3 separate regions of the Mus musculus genome follow, and all the other regions are linked to region 1. Evidence: chromatin loops called from intact Hi-C (ENCODE). Cell type or tissue: left cerebral cortex. All regions are shown on one strand. Each heading gives the region's core, and the rest is flanking DNA. Links, peaks and the distances in the headings are about the cores only.

Region 1 (5,470 bases), core at 1,971-4,470:
CAGGAAAGTAACAAAAACGAAAACAAACAGCAAACCCATTGTAGAGAAAAACTCAGCTACTGTTCCAACAACACAGAATCTATTTCAGACTGCATAAAACATAACAAGCAAAATAAATCCAAGGTGCAAGCAAAATGCCATCGCCTCCTCTTTTGTTTCAGGCACAATGTAACAAGGGCAGCCTGTCTGGGACTCTGCTCCTGCTGATACAGTATTGCTGCTTAAACCTCCCTCCTCAAGGTCACAGCCAATTTCAGCTCTGGAATAAAAGGCGGATAGTGGCAGCGAAGGTTTGGGTTATCACTGGCAGAAAAGCAGAGTGTAAAAGTTTATGAGCTCATCAGGATTGTTGTACCATTACATCAGAGGCAATTATAAATGGCCAAGAGCAGAAGATGGGGAGCCAATCAGATCACAGATAGGATGTCAACCTAAGACCAACTGTCTCCTGGCTTTGACAGAAGGATTTTACCTCCATAATTCAAATCCCAAACCAAAGCAATCTGCACTTACTACTCCAATCACTCTGTGTTTACCAGCACTTCAGAGAGAAGCCCAGGCCACTGGGCCGCCGGAGACTGAGGCAAGAGGTGGCCCCGGCGGCCCAGAGCGAACCACAGTCGGCCTCGAGCTGCCCCCAAGCAGGCCCCAGCTCTCCCCCGAGGTCCCCCGAGCCCTAGGGGCCACTCTTTAAAAGCGTATATTGGGGAACGGCCTAGAGGAAGGCAAGGGGGATCAGAGGAGCGGCAGGTGAGCAAGAAAACGTTGCTTCTTTCTCCCGGATTCATGACACTGCCTACACCCCTAACCTGAACCCCCAGCACCCCCCCCCGCGACCGGGCCTGGCCCTTCCAGGCACACTTTGCTCTGCACCCCCCTGGAGACCCCCAGAGTTCGAAAGGACCAGCGGAGGAGGAGAAACCGGACAGACACCCCTGGAAAAGCCCCACACAAAGGCTGATCGAGGGAAGGAGAGGAAGGCAGACAGGCAGCCATTTTAAGAGAGAAGAGCCAGACAATGGCAGCTCCCCGGCAGTGGGGGCCCAAGCCCGAGGGGAGCCCACGGCCGGGGCCTGCTTCCCCGCAGCCGCCACCCAGCCCACCCCCCGGCCCCGCTGGCCCCAGCCCCCTCCCCGCTCGGCTGTGTACCTGAGGGGTCCGGGCGAGCGGCTGCCCCCCGCCGCCGCTGCTCCCGGGGCTCATGGGCGCGTGGTGGCTCCTTTGTTGGGCCCCTCCCGAGACGGCCGCTGCCGCCGCCGCCGCCGCCGCCGCAGCCCCCCAGCACTGCGAGGCCATGTCCGCCGGGCCTTTGCCCGCGCCCCCGTCCTGGGGCCCGCCGCCGTAGTCGCCCCCGGGGTAGCCCTGGTAGCCACGGGCCGAGCTGGGCGACGTGAGCAGTTGGTTGAGGGTGGGGGTGGCGGTGGGCTGGGGAGTTCCCCCGCCGGCCGCTGAGGGGCCGCCTCCCCCCATGGCCCCGAAGCGCTGCTGTGCGAAGGACGAAGACGACGAGGAGGCAGAGGCGCTGGAGGAGGGAGGCGGCTTGGAGCCGGCGGCCGCCGCCGCGCCGGAGCCCGGAGTGCCACCTCTCGGGGAGCTCAGCGCGTAGGCCTGGGGAGGCGGGGGGTAGGCGCTGCGGTTGGGGTAGTAGGAGTTGTACTGGTGGTTGGGGAAGCCGTGGTCGTGCGAGTTCTGCTGGGGCCCGGCGTAGGGCTCCAAGCCCCCGCCGCCGCCGCTCTGCAGCGCTGCCAGGCCAGGGCTTTGTTGTCCGCCATGTTGTTGGTGGAAGACGGCGGCCGCCGCGGCGGCGACGGCAGACGGGCTCCGGCCGTAGGCTTGCCCGAAGCCGTAGGCTGGGGGCGGCAGGGCGGCCGCGGCCGAGTGAGGAGGCGCCCCCACCCCGTCGCTGCTGCTGCTGCCGCCGCCGCCGCCGCCGCCGGGCGGCTCCGGGAGGTTATTGTTCAGGGCGGGCCTAGGGCCCGCGTTCCCGTTCGAGTTCTTCAGGTCCGGCTCCGCGCCGGGCCCGCCGCCGCTGCCGGCTCCGCCGCCGCCGCCACCCCCATTGCTCTCGGCCCCGTCCTGCAGCTCCTTTCCCAGCGGCTGCGGCGGCCCCACGGCGGGGCCCTCGCTCTCCTGCCCGGCGGCTGCCTTCATTTCCCCGCGCTCGGCCGCTGCCGCCGCCGCCTCGCCCCCCGCCTCCTCCCGCTGTTGCTGCTCGGCTTTCTTCAGCTCCGAGGGCGGCGGCGGCGGGTTGCCCAGGCTGCTGGCGGCGGCGGGGGCGACCTGCGCGGCCATGATCCCCGCTGTCTCGTCCGCGGAGAGACCCGGCCCTGTCTTCGTCTTCTCCCCCCTCCCACCCCGCCCCGGGGCCGAGTCCCCCGGGCTGCCCTCCCCACCCGCCCGGGCGGGCCTCGCGGGGCTCCGCTGCTGCGCTGCGCTCGCTCCTCTCCCCCCCGCCCCGCCGGCTCAGGCTCCGGGCTGGCGGCGGAGGAGGAGGAGGAGGCGGCGGCGGCAGCCGAGGCGCCGGCGGCTCAGCTGCTCCGGGCTCTGGCGGCTCGGGACCCGGCTCTCCCGGCTCATTCCCCCCAAGCCCTTGCCTGGGAATGAGGGGGGCGGTGGAGGCTCCGCTCCCCAGGGCCTGGCCCCGCTGTGACTCTCCGCTTTCTGCTGCCGGAGAAAGGAGGAGGGAGGGAGGGAGGGAGGCGAGGGGGAGGGGGCGGGAAAGGAGGGAGGGAGCGGGGGGGGAGGGGGGACCCGGGACGGGCGGGCGGGCGGGCGGGCTGGAGGGCGCGCGGCGGCGGACGGGGCGCCGGGAGGCAGAGTAGGAGCGCTGCTCTGGCGGGCGCCCTGCCTCGCCTCCCCGGCCGCGGCTCGGGCCGAGGCTGCTGCTTGGCGGCGGGCGGGCGGGCGAGAGAGCGAACGAGAGAGCGGGCGGGCGGGCGGCGGGACTGAGCAGCTAGAGCGCCCCACTCTCCTCCGAGTCCCCCTCACTCCGACACGAGGCTCAGCACTGCCATTTTACCCAGCGCCGTCGCGGCCGCCTGAAAAACCAGGACTGGAGCGCGGAGCGGGCGCAGGCCGTGGAATGGACTCGCTCCCTTCCCCTCACAAAGGAGGAGGGGAGAGAAGGAGCCGCGGCGGCGGCGGCAAGCCCTCAGCCTCTTTCGCTCGGCTGCGCCGCCGCCGAAGGCTTCGGGGAAAACCCGGCCCGGAGCCCGCGCCTCCGGAGCCTGCGCCGCCTCGCTCGCCGCGTTCCCAGCCTGGCCTGTCCCCTCCCGGCCGCTCCAAAGGGAGCGGGCCGCGTGAACTTTACCCGCGCCTGCAAAATTGGCCTGAGCCCGAAACCGCGGCCGCCGCGGCCGGGACCTGACCCCCTGGCACCGGGCCTGGGCTCTTGGCTGCGACTTAGCACCTCCGCAGCACTTTTCTTCTTCAAAGCCTTTTGCAGACCTGCTCTAGAGACCCAGCTGAGCGAGCCCTGCTTTTCCCCCCCTTTGGCTAGCCCCAAAGGAGGACTGACCATTGTTCAAACTATCGGTTCTCCCGTGCCCTGCCCTCATTAGCCCTCTCTGACAAGGCCCTGGGGGCATGAGGTCTGGATTATCTCCCCCCCCCCCATTTTACCAACAGACTGAAGGGAGGGGACTGCCCAGGTCACTTAAAGTCAGAGGGCAGAAGTGTGTGGCTATAAAAAGTGGAGTGAGTGGCCGAAGCCGCATCTTGTCTACTTAGCCAGAGAAAAGGAGGAAAAGAGAAAAGAAAGGCACTTACGTTGTGAACAAATCCAACCACCGGATCAGATCAGTGTCAGGAGGTTTGAAAATCAAACGTGGTCATCCCACCACTTCTCTTAAAATGGTGGCTACTGATGCGTTGGGGGCTTAAGACAGTCCTCCAGGCAAACCAAGCTCCATTAGCACTTCCTAAGGGAACCTAGCTCACAATGGCCAGTAGCCCAATCTTCAAAGGCAAGTACCTTGGAAGACTGTAAACAGCCCACAGAAGAGGCTCCAGGGACTGAAAGAACCTCTGTTCAAAAACCACTGCAGAAGAGGGATGCAGAAAATGGAAACCATTTTCTCTATAAAGAGAGAAAAAGAGCCTAACAGGTCACACAGAAAACGGATGCCCCTCAGATCTGCTGTCTATCCTAAGGTGTAAGACTCCTTGAAGTTTACCAGAGACCCTAAGGCCAGGTTTATCTGTGAAGATCAAGGCATTCGCGGAAAAGCTCAGAGTTGTCCAGACCTACAGGCCTCACCAGTTCCACAGCAGCCTTTTCTTCTCAGGCAGGCCTGGAATGCTCTGACAGGGCAAGCCAGGAGAAACCAGAGGGAATTCCAGCGTCTCACCAGGACCAAGACTGCCTTGGGAAAGCATCAATGACAAAGGCCTCTTTTCCTCCCAGATTTTATAAATGGAGACTTTGGACCACAGACCATTATTTTAGAACTTGTGGGCTCTGCAGGCCCCTGGAGTTCTGATCATGTCATGGGTCAACAGAAATAATTCTGAAAGGCTAAGTCATTTCTTCTACCCCCAAGAAAAATCAAGAACACCCCACATTACAAACCTTCCGTAGTAAACTGAGAATGGAGCCATGGCCAGAGCCCCTCTGCTCTCCCATCCCCCAACCAAGAACCAAACCAACCTGCCAAGGCGATGGAACTGGCTGGTATGGACCAGTTTTCATTCACGGCCCTCAGAAGCACAACTCTAGTGGTGCATTAGGTCCTAGAAACCAAATTATAGGCTGCCTCATAAATGGAGCTTTGCTATTTAATCAACTGCCTCGGAGCTGCCAAACAGTCCTGAGTCCCGCACACAAATGAGGAATTTTTTACATGCAATTACCCTGCCATTTTCCTCGGAACTGGGGTGTAATGGGAAACCTGGAGCCCAGTGAAAATCTGGAAGCGAGAATGGATTTGTCTTCAAGGAAAGTCCACATGGCCTTCTTCCATGGCCGTGCATATGGAAAGCGCCAAAATCCCTTTCCCTACACGTGGTCACGCTGTTTTGAAAACAGTCACCATTTTAATCTAGCAATGAGGCAAAGTGCATAAAAATATATCCACCTGGGTCAGGAGAGGTAGTGTTTTTCTTCTTCTCTACTTTTCTTTAAAAAAAAAAATCTCAAATCCTTAGAGTCCCTTCCTCTCTAAGATCTACAACATTAACCTAAGACTGCTGGGCTGAGGAACTTTCTTAGAAACTGGTCCATCCGCTTTCCCCAGGGGCACTGGGAAGGAGAAGGGGGAGGGGAGGAGCGGGCACGTGGCTGGCCCGAGCAGCGAGACCCCGACTCGGGGCCGTGGGTCCTCCCCTCGGTGGGTATTTTTCCCCCACAGCCCCTGCCTTTTCACCCCACACCCAGGCAGCTCAGGAATCCCGGCGCAGATTATAGGGTTAGGACAGCGCTCTCCTCTCGAAAGCGCCTCTGCCACCGGCAGCCTGATGGCAAATATGGACT
Region 2 (5,470 bases), core at 1,860-4,359, 75 kb after region 1:
AAAGGTAAGTTTCAACCTTGACAAATGAACACCACACACACAAACACACACACACACACACACACACACACACACACACATCCCACAAACACATACACACACACACACCAGAACAAATATGTTTTGGCACTGTACATAGACATTAAGCTTGATGATGTATTATGCATAAAAAATTGCGCAAAGAGAAATGTTTCCATCAGTGAAATAAACTTAGATTGCACAAAACAGAAAAAAAAAATGTTTAAAAGGTTATCGGGGGCTAAAGAGATGGCTCAGTGGTTAAGAGCACCGACTGTTCTTCTGAAGGTCCTGAGTTCAAATCCCAGCAACCACATGGTGGCTCACAACCACCCATAATGAGATCTGATGTCCTTTTCTGGTGCATCTGAAGACAGCTACAGTGTACTTACATATAATAATAAATAAATCTTTTTTTAAATTACCAGGTTATTTATTTCTTGCATGTGCATATGATAACATGATACACTTACATGGGACGGTCAGAGGACAACTTGCAGACTTTGTTTTTTTTTCCTTTACTGTGTGGGTCCTGGGGATCAAACTTAGGTCAATAGGCTTGGTGGCAAGCCATTTGTGTCATCTTGCTGGCCCCAAATGGCTAAACTAATCTTGCTTCTGCCTCCTGAGTGCTGGATTTAAAAGCATGCAAATGATTTTGTTGGGGGTTTTGTCCTACTTTTTTTTTTTAAGATTTATTTATTTATTTAATGTAGGTGAGTATACCACCTTTGCTCTCTTCAGAGGGGCATCAGATCCCATTACAGATGGTTGTGAGCCACCGTGTGGTTGCTGGGAATTGAACTCAGTACCTCTGGAAGAGCAGTCGGTGCTCTTAACTATGGAGCTATCTCTCCAGCTCTTGTTTTTATTCTTCAAGAAAGCATCTCATATGTAGTTCTGGCTGGCCCAGAACCCAGTATGTAGATCAGGTTGGCCTTAAACTCACCAATGAGCCTCTGCCTCCCAAGTGCTGGCATTAAAGGCGGGTGCTACCACGCTCTGCTATGTCTGAGTGTTTTATTTGCATGTTAAGTATGGTTACCAGGTGCTCGCCGATACCCATGGAGGTCAGAATAGGGTGTGAGAGTTCCTGGGACAGTTGTGAGGCACCTTGTGGGTGCTAGGAATTGAACTCCTGACTTTTGCAAGATCAACAAGTGTTCTTCGTAATCACTGAGCCAACCACTCTCCTTAGTCCCCTCCTGATCATCCGCTCCTGATCAGGGCTTGGCTCCTTCTTCTCTGTATCCATGGGAATTGCTCCCATAATTAGCAGCATCCCCTGCCTGGAACACAAACAGGCAAACGTTCCACCCTGGTAGCTGCTGCAGGGAAGGCTGGCCGATTAGATCTTTCCTTTGAGAGGCACCCCTCAGATTTGAATGTGGCGCCCACATCCTCCCACATCCGGTTTACCTGAGACACAGTTCACTAAAACCTCCCCGACTGGAGTCACTCTGATGGCTCGCCAAGTTTATCCCAGCACTTGGGAAGCAGAGGCAAGCGGATCTCTGAGCTTGGGCTATGCAGAGAAACCTCGTCTTGAAAAACACAAACAAACAAAAGAAAAAACACACTTAATCGCAGAAGGAGCTCCCTGGCTCCCTGATCTCCTAAATTGACTAAATTGAGCAATTTAGGGGGAGAGCACCGCCCCTTTCCTCTCCTCAGTCTACAGCCCGCGGGTTTTCGATGATGAAAGCCGAAAGCTGGAGTCTTCATGGGTGTCATCAAGTGATCAAATGCCGGAGGTGGGGGGGGGGGGCTTTGAGGAGTAAAGGGGATCGAACATTTCTACCACACATAAACATTAACTGCAAATAGAAGTGTGAAGAGCAGGGAGCCTTCTCTTCAGATTTTAGAAGTTTCAGTAAGATGGGCTAGCACCCTCCGGCCCCTCCCTGGAGACGCCTGGTGCTCTTCCACCCAGGGCGGGGCGTCTTCTTATCTGGATATAGCTAGGATTATGTGCACCATTCAGACACTGTGGGGAGAGACAATATCCATTTTCCTTCCAACATCAAGGCAGCCTTTTAAAGCTTTATCCGGACTTATTTTGGTTCCTGCAATAAAAAGGCGAGGTGGGAGAATTATGTCTAACAAAAATAACGCCATTGTGCGCTCCGAGTTTCCCACTGCAGGCCACTTTTAAAGCATTTTGCTGTCACCTCCGCCGCCTCACACGCATTCAGGCAGGTTGGCAGTGAACAAAGAGAACTCACTTCACACATACCAGCCCTAAACCTCCACTCTCCGGACAAAAGTGTCCCTCGGCAATGTTTTGCTCCTGGCTCTGCTGAAGGGCCATTCAGTCACTTCCAGCCCTCTTTCTCTTGGGAGACAAAGGCACCTTTGGGCTGAAGTGACACGGGAGAGTTAGAATCAGATTTGTTATCGAAATTGCAGCCCTCAATTTTAGCAAGAGGCTCAGTCTGTCTACTGCTACCACAGGAAGGCAGCCTTTATAACCCTGGAGCACTGGGCCAATTATGCACCTGCAAATATACCATACAAGACATTTCAGGTTCTGAGCACTTTGAAAACCGATCCTTAAACAGTCTCGAGGGACCCGATCCCCCACGTCGGGGATAAAGGCTGCTTTGGAATCTGCTATTGGCACCAGAAAGCGTCCTCTGAAGTCACTCAAAAGCCATTTTTATTGTGCATTGGCAAACAAAGAGCCTCATCTCACCAAAACAAAGTCTGTTACCAAATCAGGGTGGGAAGTCAGACTCAGCCCGCGAAGAGTCAATTACCCTGGCAATTTTGTGAAGGGCTGGGAAGCAATTCCTGGGGGAGAGCAGTGTATAGAGGGGTGGGTGGAAGGATTCTGGGAGGGGGCTGGCTCTGAAAACTTCTCCTTCATGAAAAGGAAGTACCATTACCTCTAAAACCCTACCAGTTATGACAGAAGGGCCTCTGTGACTTCTGGTTATACACTTTTTATTATTATTAACTGGGGAAATGTAGATTATGTGAATTTTAAAACAACTTTTGGAGCAACCTTGGCTGCTTTCTAAGGAACTTGTCTGCAGTGTTGTAACCTGAAGCTCAGAGTCAGGTTGGTGACCCGTGTGTCCCTCACCTGAAAAGCGACCTTCTTCTGGGGCTCACTTCCTTGATAAGCGGGCAGATGCTCACCGCACTGTTTATCTGGGGAAAGAAATACGTGTGGGAAAAGAAGCAATTTTCTTCTCATTGCAGTTAAAGAAAGTCATGGTCGCCTGTTGTGGGTTTAGCCTGCCACCTGTTGGTCAAAAGAAGAACAGCAGGGAACTAGGGATGAAAGCGCCCATCTGGTGAAAGGTTTTGATGTAGTCAAATCTTTTTCTCTCTGCCTCTCTCCCACCTATTCTTTTCCTCCTGTCTGTCAGTCTGTCTGTCTGTCATCTCTCTCTCTCTTTTCCTTTCAACAGTTTACTGGTTTGTTATATGAACAGACATACTCATAAAATGGGTCGGTGAGATGTCTCAGTGTGTAAAGGCGCTTGCTGGCAAGCCTAAAGAACTGAGTTCAATCCCTGGGACCCACGTGGGTGGATCACACCAACTCCCACTGGTAGCCCCTCCCACACACAAGGTACTGCATACACACAGAGATGATGGAATTAAAATGTTTTCTGTATGTCAGGGTAAGAAACGTAATGAATAGTCCAAATAAGACTATGAAATAAAGCCAGGCATGGTGGCACATACCTTTAATCCCAGCACTTGGGAGGCAGATTTCTGAGTTTGATGCCAGCCTGGTCTACAGAGTGAGTTCTAGGACAGTAAAAAACAAAACAAACAAAAGACTATGAAATAACATATCAAGAATGGAGAACTAATGTCATGATGCTTTCCGCAGAAGGGGGAAGGGAAGTGCTCTTATTAAAAGCTGTTTGGGGGGGCTGGAGAGATGACTCAGAGGTTATGAGCACTGACTGCTCTTCCAGAGGTCCTGACCTGAGTTCAATTCCCAGCAGCCACATGGTGGTTCATAACCATCTATAATGAGATCTGGTAGTGCCCTCTTCTGGCATGCAGGCACACATACAGACAGAACACTGTGCATGATACATTGAGAGAGAGAGAGAGAGAGAGAGAGAGAGAGAGAGAGAGAGAGAGAGAGAGAGAGAGAAATTGAGGTTATAATTCAGGGTCTGGTCTAAGAAACTAAGCTCTTTTTTGTTGTTATTTTGGTTTTTTGTTTTGTCTGTGTAGCCCTGGCTGGCCTCAAACTCAGAAATCCGCCTGCACCACCACCCGGCTCAAAAACAAGCTCTTCGTCTCTTCAGCTTCTTTTTTGTTTTGTTTTGTTTTGTTTTGTTTTGTTTTGTTTTGTTTTGTTTTGTTTTTCGACACAGGGTTTCTCTGTGTAGCCCTGGCTGTCCTGGAACTTACTCTGTAGACCAGGTTGGCCTCGAACTCAGGAGTCTGCCTCCCAAGTGCTGGGATTAAAGGTGTGCACCACCACATCTGGCCTTTCTTCCTTTTTTTTTTTTTTTTAAGATTTATTTATTTACTATATGTAAGTACACTGTAGTTGTCTTCAGACACACCAGAAGAGGGCATCAGATCTTGTTACAGATGGTTGTCAGCCACCATGTGGTTGCTGGGATTTGAACTCAGGACCTTTGGAAGAGCAGTCAGTGCTCTTAACCACTGAGCCATCTCACCAGCCCCCCCACCTTTTTTAAAAAACAAATAATAATACTGTATTTACCCTGTAAATTTACTGTAAGAGCCCTGGGGCCAGCTATGGCACCACATGTCTGTAATCCCAGTACACTACAGGCTAAGGGTAGAGGATAGTGCGCTTAGAGTCAACTTGTCCACATAGAAAGACAAATTGCGAAACAACAGCAAAATTTACAGAGCTAGGCCAGGCAGCACATACCTTAATCCTAGTCCTTAAGAGACAAAGAGACAAGCAGACTTCTGTGAGTTCAAGGCCACCCTGATCTTGAACCTACAGAGGGGGTTCCAGGTCAGCTATGAATTAATTCTAAGCCATCCAAGTTTACACAGTGAGACCCTATTTAAATCTAACCTCTCCAAAAAAAAATAAAATTAAAAAAATGAGGTTATGGAGGTAGCTCAGTGGTAATGGCCCCTCCTTGAGTTTGATGGTGAATTCAGTCTCTGGGACTTACATGGTGGAAAGGAAAAACTTGCACCTGAAAAAATGTCCTTTGACTTGTGAGGTGGAAATTTCTGGTTTCTCTGGAAGATTCAGCTGTGGTATGAGACATTTTTCTGGAAACTGTCTTTTGAGAGGATGTTTTGCTGAGGCAATCACATGGGAGGGTATTTTGCTGTGAACGGACATGTAGTGTTTTTCTTGAGGTTGCCTGGGAAGGGGGCATGCGATGTTTTGCTGGAGTGGACAATTGTTTGGAAAAGTGCAAGGATGACCCAACAGACCATGAACAGCAGTGCTGCGTGGCATTGGTTTGCCTTGCCTTCC
Region 3 (5,470 bases), core at 1,860-4,359, 160 kb before region 1:
TCTCAGCTCTCCACAGCTGACTCACTCACTGAGTTCTCTTCTCTGCTCTGCTCAGGACAAGGACAGCATCCAGCGAGTCTTACAGGCTGTGGATAAAGCTAATGGCTACTGTTTTGGGGTTCAAGAGCAGCGAAGCCTGGAAGCCATGATGTCCGCTGCAATGGGAGCTGATTTTCACTTCTCCTCGTATCCTTAGGGACCATGGGAAAGGACGAATGGAAGGGCCCCAGACGCAGAAGCCTGGAAAGGAAATGGCGTTGGGCTGTGGGAGAAATGCAAGGACTTCAGTTTGCTTTCTGTATTACATTTAAAGGAAGAAGAGGTGCTGGAGGGAGGGGGCGTGGCTGGCAGTGGATCACTGGGGTGTAGCCCAGGATGGGGTGTAGCCCAGGATAGAACCCACGCCTTCTGCCATTAGTGCAAGGGTAAGGATTTATTTAGTTTAGTGTTTTGAGACAGGGTCTCTCTAGCCTTAGCTGGCCTACATCGGCCTGTGTAGTGCAGGCTAGCCTCAATCTTGATCTTCCTCCCTGGGTTTCTGAGAGCTACTGCACATTTTAGGAACCACCCTGTAAATGTGGCAAATGCACTTGGTGGGTGTAATTAGGAGTAGCAGAGTTCTTAAGAGTCTTGCTAGATAAGGTGTGTGTGGTGGGGGGGCACGAAATGGAGCTGGGTGTGAGGTTTCGTGCCTGTAAACCAGCAGTTGAGAAACAGGAAGATCACCAAAAGCTTGAGGCTAGCCTGGGCTACAAAGTAAGAGCCTGTCTCAAAAAATGACAAAGGAGAATAGGGAAAGGAGTATTGGTTGAAAAATATGGAAGAGGTTATTAAAACAGTTAGTGACAGAGCTGTCAGGGAGTGGAGAAGAGACAGGTCTACCCTATAGAAGGGACAAGCTGGCAGAGGGCACCACTGGAAACCAGAGCAGCTGGGCCTTTGGGGTTGGGATTTGACCAGTTTGCGTGTTCCTTGGGTCAGAGGCTGTCGGAGAGGCTGAAGGAAAGGCTTGCCCTTTAGGTCGCTTGTCTTGGAGACAGAGCATTTGCCCAGGTTGCCGGAGGTGGGAATTTAGATATCTGTGTCAGGCCCTTGAGGACACGTGTCTGGAATAGTGGCAGTAGAACACGAGGTCCCTCGTGGGACTGCCAAGGCGAGGGCTCGTGTGTCACCAGTGTTAGCAGTGTCCCATCTGTGTCCTGTCTGGAAGGGAAAAGACCCTATGGCCCAAGAAGACTAGAGCCTTTGCCTTGGTAGAAAGAATGAGATGACAATAGGTACTGAGCACCTGTGTGCCAGCTGTCAGGGGTCGGGGAGGGACTCTGTCTACTTGTGATCTTGCAGAAGAGAAAAAGGGAGTGATGGGGACAGGATTTGGACACCCTGGCCTGGCTCTTGAGCATCTGCCACACCAACTGGAGGGCCAGTGCTCCCTGGTCCTTTGTGGGGAAGAAACTGGAGCCCCAAGGGAGGGCTGCAATGGGCGGCTCATACCCACCTGTGGGGGGTGGGGCAGAAGAGATGTGTGTGGGTGGTGGTCTTGAGAAGAGGGCAGCTCCTGCCCAGGCCAGTCCCCCCATCTTCTGCCGTGTCTAAGCCTTAACCTCCCCTCAGCACTCTGGGCATCCAGGAGAAGTACTTAGCACCCTCGGAGCAGACCGCAGAGCAGGAAGCCATGCAGCTGTGACACATGGGCCTGGAGAGCCGGGGACACCTCAGCGAGGTACGGACCCAAAAACCACGTCCAGCCAGAGCAGAGGCTGGGAGGAAACCTCCATCCCTGCAAAGGACTTCTAGAGAAGAAGCCACGCATAGCACCCTTTGTGGTGCCGACAAGCTCAAGCCCCAGGAGGACTGGCTCTACATGGGCTGCAGTGGATGGGCATGCTACGATAGGAGATGAGTCTCTATTTTTTTGTGACCTTAAACCTTTCTTCAACCCTCTGGACCCAGGGATTTGGAGAACAAAGAAATGTCTTTAATTAACGTTTTAATTAAATTTAATTTAATTAATGTTTTTAAATAACGTTTTTTTAGTGTGTGTCTGTGTTGCTCAAGCATGTGTGTGTGTATGCGCGCGCGCACACGCGTGTGTGGGCTGGGGGGCCTGTGTATGGAGGTCAGAGGGTAACTTGGAGCTGGTTCTTCCCTGAGTTCTGAGGTTGAACTCGGGTCAGGGACATGGTGACAGATGCTCTTGCCTGACGCTCTTGTTTCTTCAGGTCAGTGTTTCACAGCCTGGGCTCACAGCCTGGGCTCACAGCCTTGGCTAGGCAGATTACAGCTATGCACTGGACTCTTGTCGTGATTTAGTTGTTCTTCAGTGCTTTTTTAAAAAAGATTTTATTTATTTTATCTATGTGAGTACACTGTCGCTGTCTTCAGACACACCAGAAGAGGGCATCAGATCCCATTTCAGATGGTTGTGAGCCACCATGTGGTTGCTGAGAACTGAACTCAGGACCTTTGGAAGAGCAGTCAGTGCTCTTAACTATTGAGCCATCTCTCCAGCCCCTTGTTTGTTTGTTTTGTTTTTTCGAGACAGGGTTTCTCTGTGTAGCCCTGACTGTCCTGGAACTCACTCTACTGAACTCAGAAATCTGTCTCTGCCTCCCAAGTGCTGGGATTAAAGGCGTGCGCCACCACTGCATGGCTCATGGTTTTATTCTGCTTTTCTCAAATACTAGTCAAAGTTTGAAAAATTAACATAACTTGGGCTGGAGACATAGCTAGTAGTGGCTAGCACACACAAGGTGCCAGAGTCAACTCCCAGCACTTCCAAAGACAGGCAAAAGAGTCCTTCAGACAGTCCATTCTGTGTGGGGGTGAATGCCTCTAATCCCAGCACAGGACGTGGAGGCAGTAGGATTGGGAGTTGAAGGCCAGCCTTGGCTAAATAGTGAGTTTCAGACAAGCCTGGGCTGTAGAAGCCCTTGTCTAACGATCTGTGCAAAGTGAGTTATTTAAGGTATGCTAGGACTGTTGTCTGGGAACGGGAATGTTTCTCTTTGCTGTTTGTGCTGTTTGGGGGGTGGGAGGGCTGCAGTTTGCGTTTCCAGCCAGTAGGTGGCACTGTAGACTTAGTTTTCCCCATAGAACCTGACAGGAAGGGCCTGATGGCCAAGGGGCACTGGTGCCAGAGACTTTTCTGACTTTATCTATAGACCAATTGCACGCAGCTACATGTGTGCAGGGCTCGGCATTTTACACAGAACCTGCAAATACAGAATCCTCACACGTCTCTTACAGCGATCCAGAGAGAAACAAGCTAGGGAATGTCCGGAGACTGGTTCCCTCGTGGCTCACTTTGCCAAGTAACTCTGGAGTGGCCCCTCTTTGGTATACATACTGATGAAAAGTTCCAGCCACCATGCTGTGGGAGCTGCGGTCAATCAAGAGGGAACACTGAGGCATCTGTACGTGGTTCCAAGTACCGATGGAGTTGAATCGGTGGTGGGTTTCTGTGCTGCGGGCAGAGGGAGAACGCAGCTTCTTCATAAAGTCTGCCCTGAAGTGGCTCGTGTTGGCTTCCCAGTGTGGGCAGCCATAGCTGAGAGCAGGAGGGGGCAGCCAGCTTCGCTCCCACGCCTGGCTTCGGAGGGATAATAATGGGGTGCTGTTTCCCCAGCCTCTTTCATCTGAGGAGTTCAAAGTGCCTCACCCTTATTAATGCCCTGCACAGTGGGGGGAGAGTACCCACAGAGCAATCCAGGGAAACTGAGAGCAGGAGCCACAACCCGAGGTGGTGAGTCAACTGTGGGGCCTGGGGCCCAGGAATCCCGCCACCCAGGCTGCTGGGAAATGCCTCGTCTAGGGAGGAAGGCAGCTTCTGGGTTTGAATAGCATCAGTAGCTGTGGCCGTGGGTTTTGATGCTTACCCATCAGACTCACCAGAGAAAACCACATGCAGGGACTGACGGCATCACTTACAGCGTCACAGCTCAGCTGTACCCCTCAGCATACATTCACTGCGGCCACAGTGGAGGTATGGAGCAGGTTACAGCTTATTTTGAGACCTTGGTGTGGCAGCAAGCATTTTTTCCTTTGGTGAATATGGTTCACAACCAGGCTCGGTGGTGCCCATCTGTAATCCCAGACACTGGAGTTGGGGGGTCAGCTTTTGTATTAGCAAGTTCCAGGCTGGTCTGGGCTACATCTCGTCTGTCTCAACATACAAACACTCGTGTAATTTCTGATAGCAAAAGGACTTCCTGGTCTGTGTACTTAAGACTGTGGTGATGAGCCGGGCAGTGGTGGTGCACGCCTTTAATCCCAGCACTTGGGAGGCAGAGGCAGGCAGATTTCTGATTTCGAAGCCAGCCTGGTCTACAGAGTGAGTTCCAGGACAGCCAGGGCTACACAGAGGAAACCCTGTCTCAAAAAAACAAAACAAACAAACAAAAAAAAAAACAAAAACAAAAACAAAAAGAAAGAAAGCAGAGGCAGGGGGCTGGAGAGATGGCTCAGTGGTTAAGAGCACTGATTGCTCTTCCAGAGGTCCTGAGTTCAGTTCCCAGCAACCACATGGTGGCTCACAACCATCTGTAATGGGATCTGATGCCCATTTCTGGTGTGTCTGAAGATAGTGACAGTGTACTTGCATATATAAAATAAATAAATCTAAAAAGAAAGAAAGAAAGAAAGAAAGAAAGAAAGAAAGAAAGAAAGAAAGAAAGAAAGAAAGAAAGCAAGCAAGCAAGCAGAGGCAGGCATTTCTTTGTTCAAGGCCAGCCTGGCCCCTACATAGCTAGTTCTAAACCGGATGGCAACATGATGAGATCTGTCAAAACAAAAACAAAAACAAAAACAAAAACAAAAACAAAAAAAACATTAATCTCAGCACTCATGAGACAGAGGCAGCACTTGGGAGACAGAGGCAGATGGATCTCTGTGAGGCCAGCCTGGTGTAGACAGCCAGTTCCAAGACAGCCAGGGCTACACAGAGAAACCTTGTCTTGGAAAACAATATTTATTGTATGTGTGTGTCTGTATGGCTGTATGGTATATATACAGATACACAGGTATCTGGAGAAGCCAGAAGAGGGCATCAGATCCCCTGGAACTCGTTACAGATCACTGTAAGGTACTTTAGGTGCAGAGAATTGAACCCAGGTCCTCTGCAAGACCACTGGGTACTCTTAACCCCTGAGCTCTCTATCTCTATCCTTTGTAACTTTACAAGCATTTTAGTTACATTTGTGTGTGTGTGTGTGTGTGTGTGTGTGTGTGTGTGTGTGTGTGTGTGTGTGTGTGTGTGCCTTCACGTGCTTGCCCATGCATGCACACGAGCACTTAGCAAAGGTGGAGGCCAGAGGCCAACTTAACAGAAGTCAGCTTTCTCCACCCGGTGGAGTCACAGTGATGGGACTCAGGTGGTCAGGCTCGGCAGCAGGTGCCTTTGGCCATTAACCCATCTTGCCAGCCGTCAAAACAGGGTCTCTCACTGTCCAGGGGTACACTGATTCTGCTG

What was found. Peaks named below come from ENCODE experiments on the same cell type or tissue, not always from the same donor. Only the 100,000 strongest peaks of a DNase experiment are listed, where the experiment ranks them.
Region 2: it touches region 1 in a loop (2.6-fold over the local background); 30 of 42 quality-filtered maps call a loop at or near these places.
Region 3: it touches region 1 in a loop (1.8-fold over the local background); 5 of 42 quality-filtered maps call a loop at or near these places.

Annotation. Positions count from the first base shown.
Region 1 is chr4:133,751,320-133,756,789 of GRCm38, forward strand. It overlaps Arid1a (AT rich interactive domain 1A (SWI-like)), which reads right to left and starts at 2,666. Exons shown (of 20, transcript NM_001080819.2): 1 at 1,150-2,666. The coding sequence starts at 2,292. In left cerebral cortex, for the core only: a CTCF peak has its summit at 3,190; DNase peaks (open chromatin) are centred at 2,264, 2,578 and 3,074; H3K4me3 peaks cover 1,711 bases; H3K27ac peaks cover 1,700 bases.
Region 2 is chr4:133,826,648-133,832,117 of GRCm38, forward strand. No RefSeq gene overlaps it. Among named protein-coding and RNA genes, the nearest start is that of Gm12974, 13 kb to the left of the region's middle. In left cerebral cortex, for the core only: a CTCF peak has its summit at 3,267 (motif pointing left); a DNase peak (open chromatin) is centred at 3,270.
Region 3 is chr4:133,589,712-133,595,181 of GRCm38, forward strand. It overlaps Gpn2 (GPN-loop GTPase 2), which reads left to right. Exons shown (of 5, transcript NM_133884.2): 4 at 56-186; 5 at 1,615-2,024. The coding sequence ends at 1,687. Gm42324 (a long non-coding RNA gene) reads right to left here. Exons shown (of 2, transcript XR_881487.1): 2 at 5,228-5,470. Among named protein-coding and RNA genes, the nearest start is that of Gm42324, 3.6 kb to the right of the region's middle. In left cerebral cortex, for the core only: a CTCF peak has its summit at 3,059 (motif pointing right); a DNase peak (open chromatin) is centred at 3,060.